Regions from separate parts of the Homo sapiens genome. Here region 2 is linked to region 1. A link is a contact called in ENCODE Hi-C or POLR2A ChIA-PET data. All regions are on one chromosome and are shown on one strand. The core of a region is the stretch at or near the end of the contact, and the rest is flanking DNA. Distances in the headings are between cores, read along the strand shown.

Evidence for each region. A loop is a pair of places that touch in the nucleus more often than their neighbours do. ChIA-PET counts read pairs that join two places held with the same protein, here RNA polymerase II (POLR2A). Pooled maps may share reads with other maps.
Region 2: a loop to region 1 is called in a pooled map, with 14 times the contacts of the local background. The contact joins the promoter of SCCPDH here to the promoter of FLJ39095 in region 1. A Hi-C loop is called at or near these places in 2 of 37 single-sample maps with no recorded cell type and 7 of 50 pooled maps. POLR2A ChIA-PET finds 5 or more read pairs at or near these places in 2 of 52 experiments (HepG2 and activated naive CD4-positive, alpha-beta T cell).

The regions. Positions count from the first base shown.
Region 1 is chr1:247,100,910-247,106,769 of GRCh38, reverse strand. It overlaps FLJ39095 (a long non-coding RNA gene), which reads right to left and starts at 2,259. Exons shown (of 3, transcript NR_147502.1): 1 at 1,130-2,259; 2 at 619-777. It overlaps ZNF669 (zinc finger protein 669), which reads left to right and starts at 2,414. Exons shown (of 4, transcript NM_001142572.2): 1 at 2,414-2,573; 2 at 4,657-4,783; 3 at 4,979-5,039; 4 at 5,451-5,860. The coding sequence starts at 2,571. RefSeq lists an enhancer at 2,169-2,463.
Region 2 is chr1:246,720,716-246,725,983 of GRCh38, reverse strand. It overlaps SCCPDH (saccharopine dehydrogenase (putative)), which reads right to left and starts at 1,575. Exons shown (of 12, transcript NM_016002.3): 1 at 1,372-1,575. The coding sequence starts at 1,561. RefSeq lists silencers at 1,222-1,431, 1,532-1,601, 1,642-1,771 and an enhancer at 1,982-2,141.

The DNA.
Region 1 (5,860 bases), core at 1,010-3,509:
CGAGCCTGAAGCTTCCCTTCGCCATAGTTATTGGTGGGGCCTGCAACAATGGGAGCGGCAAGCCGCGTCTCAGGCTCCAGTTCCAAAAATTTGTAAGGCTGAGCCGGGGGTGGCCATTCCAGACCTTCCCCTAAAGGCGAAGTAGGTGGCACTGTTTCTTTTATAAGTTTTTGGAGATTAGCATATATACCTTCCCGTTTCTCGGCCTTTTTAAAACTAGACTGTGATGGTTGATTTTGCTGATCATTAGACTCCTGATTATTAAAGTTTTCTATGTCATCCTGAAGCTCCTCCTCAGTGTGGAAGGGCTCCAGTGCTGTTTTAATTGCAGGCCACGCAGACCAAGCAAGAAGGGAATATCGTGGCCCTCTTGTTGTGCTCGTTTTAAGTCTGATCCGACCTTGTCCCAGTCTTTTACATTCATGGTTCCATATTCCGGGAACCAAAGAGAATACTTTTTTACCAGATAGAACAAAGATGGGAGATTTTGGGTACTCACAATTACCCCTCCGCGGCGCAGTAACTGCCGGACAAGGCTTCAGTAATTAGCAAACTTACTCTCAGCCTGACCCATAGTTTCCGGAGGTTACCCTGGAATTTTCCGAGCGCCCTACTTACCTGTAGAGCTTGAAGTGAAAACGTACTCGGGCGTCCTTTGTCAGTCATCCTCCACTTTCCACTCTCTGGCATTCCTTCACTGGATTATTTGTAGAGATTACCGGGAGCCCGGCGTTGGGCACCAGAGACCAGCCTGGGCAACTGAGGGAGACCCCATTTCTACGAAAAAAAAAAAAAAAAAATTAGGCAGGCGTGGTGTCCAGTGCCTGTAATCCCAGCTACTCCATGAGAGATTGGACAAAACCTGGGACCAGAGACTGATTTTCTTCTAAAATGCTTTCTCCAAAATATTTTTAAAAGAAAAGGGGGAAATTGGAAAGGAAAATGTTTTGAGCCCCCCAGATCACTAAGCTAAAGGGGAAAGTCAATCTGGGAACTGCTTAGGGCAAACCTGCCTCCCATTCTATTCAGAGTCATCCCCTGCTCACTGAGATGAATGCATATCTTATTGCCTCCTTTGGAAAGGCTAATCAGAAACTCAAAAGAATGCAACCGTTTGTCTCTCACCTACCTGTGACCTGGAAGCCCCCTCCTGGCTTCGAGTTGACCCGCTTTTGCTTCAGGTTGTCCCGGATCAAACCAGTGTTCATCTTACATATGTTGATTGATGTCTCCTGTTTCCCTAAAATGTATAAAGCTGTCAGATACAGTCAGTTTCTCTTCCAAGGTTTGGCATGTTAACTTTCTTGTTTTTTTGTTTTCGAACTCAACTTTCTTGTTCTCCATGCCTCCTTGCCCTTAGTTACTGTAAACAACCTTCCGTCAGTTCTAATCAATAACTCACATCTGTTCCCTTGGTTACCTGCTCTGCACCCATTTCTCCCTTGGAAACCGCAAGTCCCACCATTGTAACTCACATCCCCCTTCCCCCTTCCTTATTTGGGAAAATATTCACAAATAGCCAACCGGGTCAGTTTAGATCGTGCGGTCTGACCCCAGCCCATGCCAGAGGTAGGGACTGCGTTAGGAATAAAAACCCCTGCTTTCCTCTGTTCAGTGTGCTCTTGCGATCGTGATTGATGCGAGCAGCACGCTTCTGCAGAAGTAAATTGCGTTGCTGAGAAAACTTTCGCTTGAGTGCTGGTTTCACTTTGCGGCACCGAGCATTTCTCTCCAACAAAACCAAGCTGTGCTCTGACCACCTTGGGCACATGTCATCAAGGACATCCTGAGGCTGTGTCATGCATATGCATCCCCAACCTTGGCAAAATAAACGTTCTAAATACTCTTACCCCAAATGCTCAGGGAGACTGATTTGAATAATCATAAAACTCCAAGCCTGCACTCCAGCCTGGGAGACAGAGCAAGATTCTGTTTCAAAAAAATAAAATAAAATAAAAAAACTCCGGTCTCCCGCACAGAGGACACTGCGTGAATTACTCTTTCTCTATTGCTATTCCCCTGTCTTGAGAAATCGGCTCTGTCTAGGTAGCGGGCAAGGTGAACTCCCTGGGCAGTTACAGAACTGTCATTATATTGCTTCCAATTTTATATATATATATATATATAAAAGGCACAAATAGCTATAACTTGTATACAGGTTAAATGTGAATGTCCTTCTTGCATGGTCGGATCCCAGCGCAGGAAGGACGCACCGCCTACAAACCGCTAGGCCAAAAGCGGTCATTCTGACCTCATCCAGCCTCACGTGAGATCGCAATCTCCTGTCACTCAGGGCCTGAGGGGCGGGGCCTGAAGCCCCATCCAATCAGGGGCGCTGGGGTGGGGACCGTTCAATCAGGCGCGCCGCCGGAAAGGAGAGGGCGGCTTCCGGGATCTGCCTGGCGGTTGCTTTGTCTCTCCTTCGCCGGAGCCGGCTCTTCCTGTTAGTCTCCGCTGCTAGTTCTTGGCTCTGGGAGGCCCAGGTGGCTCTGCAGCAGCCTCTGCCACCCTGTGACCTGCGAGTATTGGGACATCCCTAGCTGACGCCAGGACACCCGGGAAGCCGAGGAATGGTGAGTGGACTGCGCCTGGCTTCCCGAAGTGGAGAAGAGGGCTGGTTGAAACCTGCTGTGGCGCGACTCGGGCCTCCACGCCATCGGCTCCGGAACCTGCGGACCGAGTCGCCGTGGCGTAGCCGGGGCTCAGTCCTCTTCTGTTCAGGGCCGGGCCGGGCGGGGCGGGCAGCGGAACCCCTGCATCCTGTCTGTACCTGCGGGCGCCACTTCCGCCGGCCGGAGCCCTGTCGGGAACCCCTCGCCTCCCCTATCCAGGTAGTGTGGTGACCACGGGAGGGTGATGCGGGAGAGCCCCGACTCGGTGTCTCGGTGTGCGGGGTTCCAGCATGGGAGGAGCTGTGGTTCATGGGGCTTCCAGTCCCACCTTTCTTCCCCTAAAATTAAGCCGAGGCTTTGTTAAAACGTTAAACCGTGTGTTTGAGCAAACGGCGATTCATAAACCAGGTACCGCAGTCATGGTTTGTGGTTTGGGGTCCACAGAAGGGGCGTAAATGAGAGGCTTTGATAAGGTTAATGAGGAAGCAAACCATATTCTTTTTTTTTTTTTTTTTTTTTTTTTTTGGAGACGGAATCTCGCCCTGTCGCCAGGCTGGAGTGCAATGATGCAGTCTCACTCATTGCAACCTCTGACTCCCGGGTTCAAGCGATTCTCCTGCCTCAGCCTCCCGAGTAGTTGGGATTACAGGCGCCCGCCACCACGCCCAGCTAATTTTTGTATTTTTGGTAGAGACAGGGTTTCGCCATGTTGGCTAGGTTGGTCTCGAACTCCTGACCTTAAGTGATCCGCCCGTCTCGGCCTCCTAAAGCGCTGAGATTACAGGCGTGAGCCACCGCGCTCGGCCAAAATATTTTTCTGTTTACAAACATTTTACATGAGAGGAAAGCGGAGAATAAACCATCTGACACTCTACTGTAAAAAAATCTTTGTGCCTCTCTTCATCTTTCCTAAGTGTGCATATTACCAAAATGTCTTTAGGTTGATGTCCCCCTGTGAAAACTTTACAGGGTGTTGTGTCCTCAGCCCTTGGTCTGCTTGCTCATCTCTCTGCTAATACTGTGCTGTCCTGAATATTTTTGGTTGAAAATCTTAAAAGTATGTTAGGCAAGACATAACTCTTTTTTTAGATGACTGAAAATCATTAGACATTTGTCATTTTTACTAGGTATGAAAAACTAGTTTTTCTTGCCTAAAAAAGCCTGATTTGGGAATTTATGTGATTTCACAGGAATAGCATCTGGAAGTGGTGACATTAATGTCATTTTAAAAAACATGTGCCATATTTCCTCTTATTCCATTCTGCCTTGACATTGTGCAATAGAAATTTAAAAATTGTATTAGTAAATTGTTAAATATCAATTATTGGTTTTATTTACTACTCAATTAAATTTAATAAGCCTATTCTCTCTTGGTGTAATCACATGGAATGGGCTCAACTCCCCAATTAACAAGTGACAGCACATATAAAATATTGTCTACCAGGGAAACTCATTAAACACTTAGTGTTCAGACTGTGTTTTGGTGTCTGGTTCCCTAAGCACCACTGCAGTGACACAAAATAATAGACCTTTAGCAGAAAAAGTTTTGGCAACTATATTGCATAAACCATTTAGATGCAGTGAGTCATTCTTATTACTTAGGTTGGTGGAATCCCTTTCAAAATGTAAGTTACTAATACAAACAAAGATTGAACTTTGTGAGCAGGCATTTTTAAGAATAAGTAGTCTTAGGACTGATATTATTAACTCACTTATGCACATCAGGTAGGACTTTATTATGGCAGATACTAGAAATGTACGAAGTGAAATTAAGAGGTAACCTAGCAGCACATCTTACTCCCTGGATTCTCTAATGAGATGGGTATTTCCACTTTGCTGTTGCCTTTTTGAATAGTTCAATTCTAGCATTAGTACTGCTGTGTGGGAGGGAGTATGTGTGAACAGAGTAAGAGTTGTGACAATCAAGTCATAGAATAAATGCTTGGAAATTATCAAATCATGTAAACAGCTTATGAATTGAGTATAGATTCCCAGTGCTGTCAGTCTCACCCATCCTTCTATCCACATGTGTGGAATGTTCTAGGACTCGGTGGCTTTTGAGGATGTGGCTGTGAACTTTACCCAGGAGGAATGGGCTTTGCTAGATTCTTCTCAGAAGAATCTCTACAGAGAAGTGATGCAGGAAACCTGCAGGAACCTGGCTTCTGTAGGTAAGAATGACAACACATTTCAGTTAATTACAGAAGTCTTTCCCTATCATCAGTGCTATTTATGATTTGGAATGTGGCAAGGGAATGATTTGGTGAATAAATCAGGCATGGGCACTGTGTACAGTGAACATTAAATCTAGTAATGTGTCTACAGTTTGTAATAATTCATGATAATTTTATGGGTCTGCATTTTAGGAAGCCAATGGAAAGACCAGAATATTGAAGATCACTTCGAAAAACCTGGGAAAGATATAAGGTAATTTGCACTGAGCAGAGGAAATAAAGTCCTCTGAAGGAATCTTAGCATGTCATGAACTTAAAAACAAGCAATCAAAACAAATAAGAGTCACTTGAAATTTATTTATTTTTAGAAAAATTTCACCCAAAATGTAACGTACTTCAATGTAGCAGTCAGTGTTTGCAAAAGAGTTTACTTGAAAATAGTACTACAAAACTGTGTATATGAATATTACTATTTTGGTCATAGCCATGCAGGTGGTAGCTGTGTTTTCAGTAGTAACCCATTTACTTTGAAATAATTCAGTCATGGCAAAAAAAAAAATGCATTTTCCCTGATATTGGTAGCAGTGTAAGTCCAAGACCTATTAATAAGTAGAAAGTTATTAATAAACCAACCAATAATAATGTGCTTGTCATTTTTTTACAGAAATCATATCGTACAGAGACTGTGTGAAAGTAAAGAAGATGGTCAGTATGGAGAAGTTGTCAGCCAAATTCCAAATCTTGATCTGAACGAGAACATTTCTACTGGATTAAAACCATGTGAATGCAGTATTTGTGGAAAAGTCTTTGTACGTCATTCCCTCCTTAATAGGCATATCCTAGCTCACTCAGGATACAAACCATATGGAGAGAAGCAATATAAATGTGAACAGTGTGGGAAATTCTTCGTTTCTGTTCCAGGTGTTAGAAGACACATGATAATGCACAGTGGAAATCCAGCTTATAAATGTACGATATGTGGGAAAGCTTTTTATTTTCTCAATTCAGTTGAAAGACATCAGAGAACTCACACAGGAGAAAAACCCTATAAATGTAAACAATGTGGTAAAGCAT
Region 2 (5,268 bases), core at 326-2,825, 380 kb after region 1:
CTGAGGCAGGAGAATGGCAAACAAACAAACAAAAAACAAAAAATTAGAACTCTGAGGTGAAAAGCACACGCTATATAAACACACACAGGCTCATAAGAAAATAATTGGAATTAACTGGCTCAACTAAGTGATGCAGGTTTCAATAGGTGAAGGTATATCCCCCCACAATGAAACTTGATTTGGGCATTATATATGATAAGTGACTAGGCTGTACCGGTACGATCTTGCTGAGCCGAAAAAAGAAATGGAAGCATATATTTTCATAGTAAAATTACTTCTGTTGGAAAAATAACGACCAAAAAGCTCTTTGGTCAGAATTACGTGTTGGTAGTGTCAGCACCAAAAGCTGTAGGAGAGTCCAGCCTACGTGGTGTCTTCTGTACATAACCACGAACAAAAGCACTCCGAGCAGGGCATTGTATGAAAGTAGATTAAACAGAAAGAATGTAGTATTTCCAGAACTCTAATGGGTGTCTGTATAAGGGAAATCTACGGGAGTTAATAGCCAAATTTAAAGGCTACGGAGTCGTAAGTCAGATGTCTCCCCAGCCATGAAGGCAGCAGGATCCGTGTGTCTGTCTCCTCTCTGTCCCATCCTGCACCCCAGACTCGGGACAGGTCTTAGCATGGACAACGTCACTCAATAAATATATGCTCCTTCAATGCTTAGAGAATCAATAAATATATGCTACCTGAATGCTTAGATTATCAATAAATATATGCTACCTGAATGCTTAGATTATCAATAAATACATGCTACCTGAATGCTTAGAGAATACGTAAGCGTCTAAACCAGAAATACACACTTTTTATTCTCTGAAGAGGAAGACTGCTGGAGTATTCTTACACACAAAACAAGAAACTAAAACAGAATAGCCACAAAGACACTGTCAGTACAACTCGTAAGCTTGCTCTCCCGTCCTCAAAACACGAGGCAAAGGGAGACTCCGATCTCCAAGAGACCAAAGCCCTCCTCTCCTCTCCGACCAAACATCTAGAAACCCGCAGATTCAACAGGTGCCCCCGCTGCGGGGCAGGATGAAGCAGAGAGAGGGACAACTCAAGTTCTTGACCATTTCGCCAGGGGAGCTCCCCAAACTGAGGCAGAAATGCAAAAAGCGGGAAAGAGGAGAAGGAAAGAAAAAAAAATGTGTGTGTATATTATACACGCACGCGCACACACACATATAGTTAAGGAGGTGGGACAAAGCTATGGCAGTATTTGAAACATCTCTCCCTCTCCTCTTCTTGTCCTCACGCAGGGCTCGGGGACACGTAGGGCGCATCCCTGCGGGAGAAACGCTCGTTTGGGGCGATGCGGGGTCCCCGGCCCAGCCGCCCGCGCAGCCCCGTCCCGCCCCGCCGCTGTACCCAGCTTCAGGGCCGCCTTCTCCAGCACCCGCTGCAGCTTCTCCCGGGAGCGGCCCGCCACGGCCCAGGGCAGGCGGGAGCTCCGCTCCGGGTCCACCTGCTCCCGGGCCACCTCCTCGGTCACGAACTGGCCGGTGAAGCCAGACGCGCCGAACACCACCAGGTGGAAAGGCCTCTGCTCGGTCGCCATGACGAGTCCACAGCGAGCCCAGGCCCCGGGGCGGGTGGAGTCCACGGCGCCTGCGCCTCAGGCAGCGACCCCAGTACCCGGCGCAGCAACGGCCGCCGTCGCCGCAGCCAGCGCGCCGGGCTCCCTTCACCCCGCGCGCGCCGCCGCGCCAGGGCCGCGCCCACGCCCACGCCGCCTCGCGCGGGAGCCGCGGGTGAGCGGCTTGCTTGGGAGGCTTCCGACGGGAGGTTTCCTAGGGCGGTGGCCCTGGGGGCGAGTCCGCTTCCAAGCCTGGCAGGCGCGGACGGCGGCCCCTAATTCCGTGCGGCGGTTTGTTCTGCAGGGCTCTGGCCGCCCCGGGCAGCGCATCTTCTAGCCCTGCTGGAAGCTGGAGGCGGCAGCCGGTTGTCCTTGTTGCACGTGGGGGTGGAGCAAAGAGTGCGAGAAAATCTGCGGATGGCCTCGGGGATGGCCCACCCCGAGAACCCTTGAGCTTGCTTGCTTTCTTCCTTTCTTTCTTCCCTTTTTTCCCTTTCTTTTCTCTTTTCTGTTTTTGAGATGGAGTCTCACTCTGTCGCCCAGGCTGCAGCGCAGTGGCGCGATCTCGATTTACTGCAACCTTCGCCTCCTGGGTTCAAGCGATTCTGCCTCAGCCTCCCGAGTAGCTGGGATTACAGGGGAGCGCCCCCACGCCCTGCTAATTTTTGTGTTTTTAGTAGAGATGGGTTTTCACCTTGTTGGCCAGGCTGGTCTCGAACTCCTGACCTCAGGTGATCCACCCACCTCGGCCTCCCAAAGGGTCGGGATTACACGCATGAGCCACTGCACCCAGCCCATTCCTGATTTTTAAAAACTCTCATTAAAATAGGAATAAATGAATGCTTTTAAAAATTTTGAAATATATGTCTTGCAAAAAAGGTACAGCCAATAACAAATATGTACCCTCAACACAGCTTAAGAAAAATATTCCAGATAGCGAGGCTTCCAGGTATTCATTCCTGAACACATTTCCTTTTGCGTCCCCAAGACGGCCACTTGCCTGAATTTAGTGTTTATTATTCCTATTCCTATCTTTCTGCTTGTTATATATGTATGTATTTATAAATATTATAGTACCGTTTTGCATATTTTGAATATTTTGTAAATGTCAATCCTGCAGCTTTCTTATTTGGTCATGATGTCGTGAACTTATTCCCAAATGATTCAGAATAAAAAAAAATGTCTGTGATACGTGTGTGGAGAGAGGGAGAGAGAGAGAAATACACCAAATTCTACAATGCTTTTGTACAATGTTGTATAGTGCTTTTGTGCAATATAATACAAAGAATGCTACAATAAAATTCTTGTACCTTTCTCCTAAAGCACCTGTGCGAAAGTGTATTGAATATGTGTCAGGAATGAAAATGGTTGGTGCTAGAATATCCATATTTGAGTTATCTCACTGCTCTTTAAAGCACATGCACTAATTTTCGCTCTCAGCGGGATACAAGAATCCTCTTGCTTTACGTGCTTGTCAGCACTTGGTATTCTCAGACTTCATGCTTGTCCATCTGGTGGGTGTAAAGTAGTAAGCATTCAAGTATTTATTAAACACTTAACTATATACTGGGCACTAGGAATAAAGTACTGGGGATATGGCAACAAATAAAGCCCCTGCCCTCAAGAAGTTTACATTCTAGTGGAGTAAACAGTCACTAAAAAATAATCTTACAGAGCCAGGTACAGTGGCATGCACTTTTAGTCCCAGCTACTTGGGAGGCTGAGGCAGGAGGATTGCTTGAACCTAGGAGTTGGAGGTTATAGTGAGCTACACTCCAGCCTGGGTGACAAAGTGAGATATTGTCTCTAAAAAGAAAATAAAAACAAAAGAAAACAAAAAACCCTAAAAAAACAGAATATATATATATATATATATATATATATATATATATATATATATATTTTGTTTTTTGGGAAGCATGCTTGCTATGGTTTGGATGTTTGGCCCCCCCAAATCACATGTTGAAATGTAATCCCCAGCATTGGAGGTGGGGCCTGGTGGGAGATGTTTGGGTCATGGGGGTGGATCCCTCATGAATGGCTTGGTGCCATCCCCAGGATAATGAGTATGTTCTCTCTGCATAAGTTCATACAAGAGCTGGTAGTTGAAAGAGCACTCATCCTTCTCTCTCTTGGTCTCTCTCTCACCATGTGATACATTGGCTCCATTTCACCTTCTGCCACGATTGGAAGCTTCCTGAGGCCTCACCAGAAGCAGATGCTGGCACTACACTTGATGTACTTCCTGCAGAACCATGAGCCAAAATATAAACTTTTTTCTTTATAAATTAACCAGCCTCAGGCATTCCTTTAAAGCAACGCAAAAATGGACTAACATAATGGTCATTGCAGCATTGCTTTGTAATAACAAAAAGTAGAAATAACTGAAATGTCCTTTATCAGAGGAATTATTAAATAAATTATGGTGTCCTATTCATTCAATAGGAACTGTGCAGCTATAAAGAATGAAGAATGACTATTCAGGTGGTTCTAGGTAAAAAACACACAACAACAACAAAAACAAAAGAATGAAGTAGGCTGGGCACAGTGGCTCACGCCTGTAATCCCAGCAGTTTGGGAAGCCAAGGCAGGAGGATCACTTGAGTCCAGAAGTTTGAGACCAGCCTAGGCAATGTAGCAAGACCCCATTTCTTAAAAAAAAAAAAAAAAAAAAAAAAAATTTTTTTTTTTAATTAGCTGGGTGTGGTGATGTGCATCTGTAGTCCTAGCTACCTGGGAGGCTGAGGTGGGAAGATTGCTTGAGCCCAGGAGTTCGAGGTTACAGTAAATCATGATCACACTACTGCACTGCAGCCTGGGCAACAGAGCAAGGCTATGTTTCTAAAAAAAAAAAAACAAAACAAAACTGTGTATAGTGACACGGAAAATCTTCCAAATTTCCTAACATTACAAGAGTATATTTAAGACAAAACAATGTATGTATATGCACACAAAATGTTAAGAATACATGATAAATCTTTTTTTTATTATACTTTAAGTTTTAGGGTACATGTGCACAACGTGCAGGTTAGTTACATATGTATACATGTGCCATGTTGGTGTGCTGCACCCATTAACTCATCATTTAACATTAGGTATATCTCCTAATGCTATCCCTCCCCCTTCCTCCCACCCCACAACAGGCCCCGGTGTATGATGTTCCCCTTCCTGTGTCCATGTGTTCTCATTGTTCAATTCCCACCTATGAGTGAGAACACGTGGTGTTTGGTTTTTTGTCCTTGTGATAGTTTGCTGAGAATGATGGTTTCCAGTTTCATCCGTGTCCCTACAAAGCACATGAACTCATCATCTTTTTATGGCTGCACAGTATTCCATGGTGTATATATGCCACATTTTCTTAATCCAGTCTAACATTGTTGGACATTTGGCTTGGTTCCAAGAATTGCTATTGTGAATAGTATTGGGGAACCTGCCCCGATATTCACGTAGGTTCTTTTCTATTTTCCCTAAGTGTCGGCCAGCTTGAGAAATAAAGGGACAGAGTACAAAAGAGAGAAATTTTAAAGCCAGGCGTCTGGGGGAGACATCACATGTCAGTAGGTTCTGTGATGCCCCACAAGCCGCAAAAACAAGCAAGTTTTTATTAGGGATTTTCAAAAGGGGAGGGAGTGTGTGAATAGGTGTGGGTCACAGACATCAAGTACTTTACAAGGTAATAGAACATCACA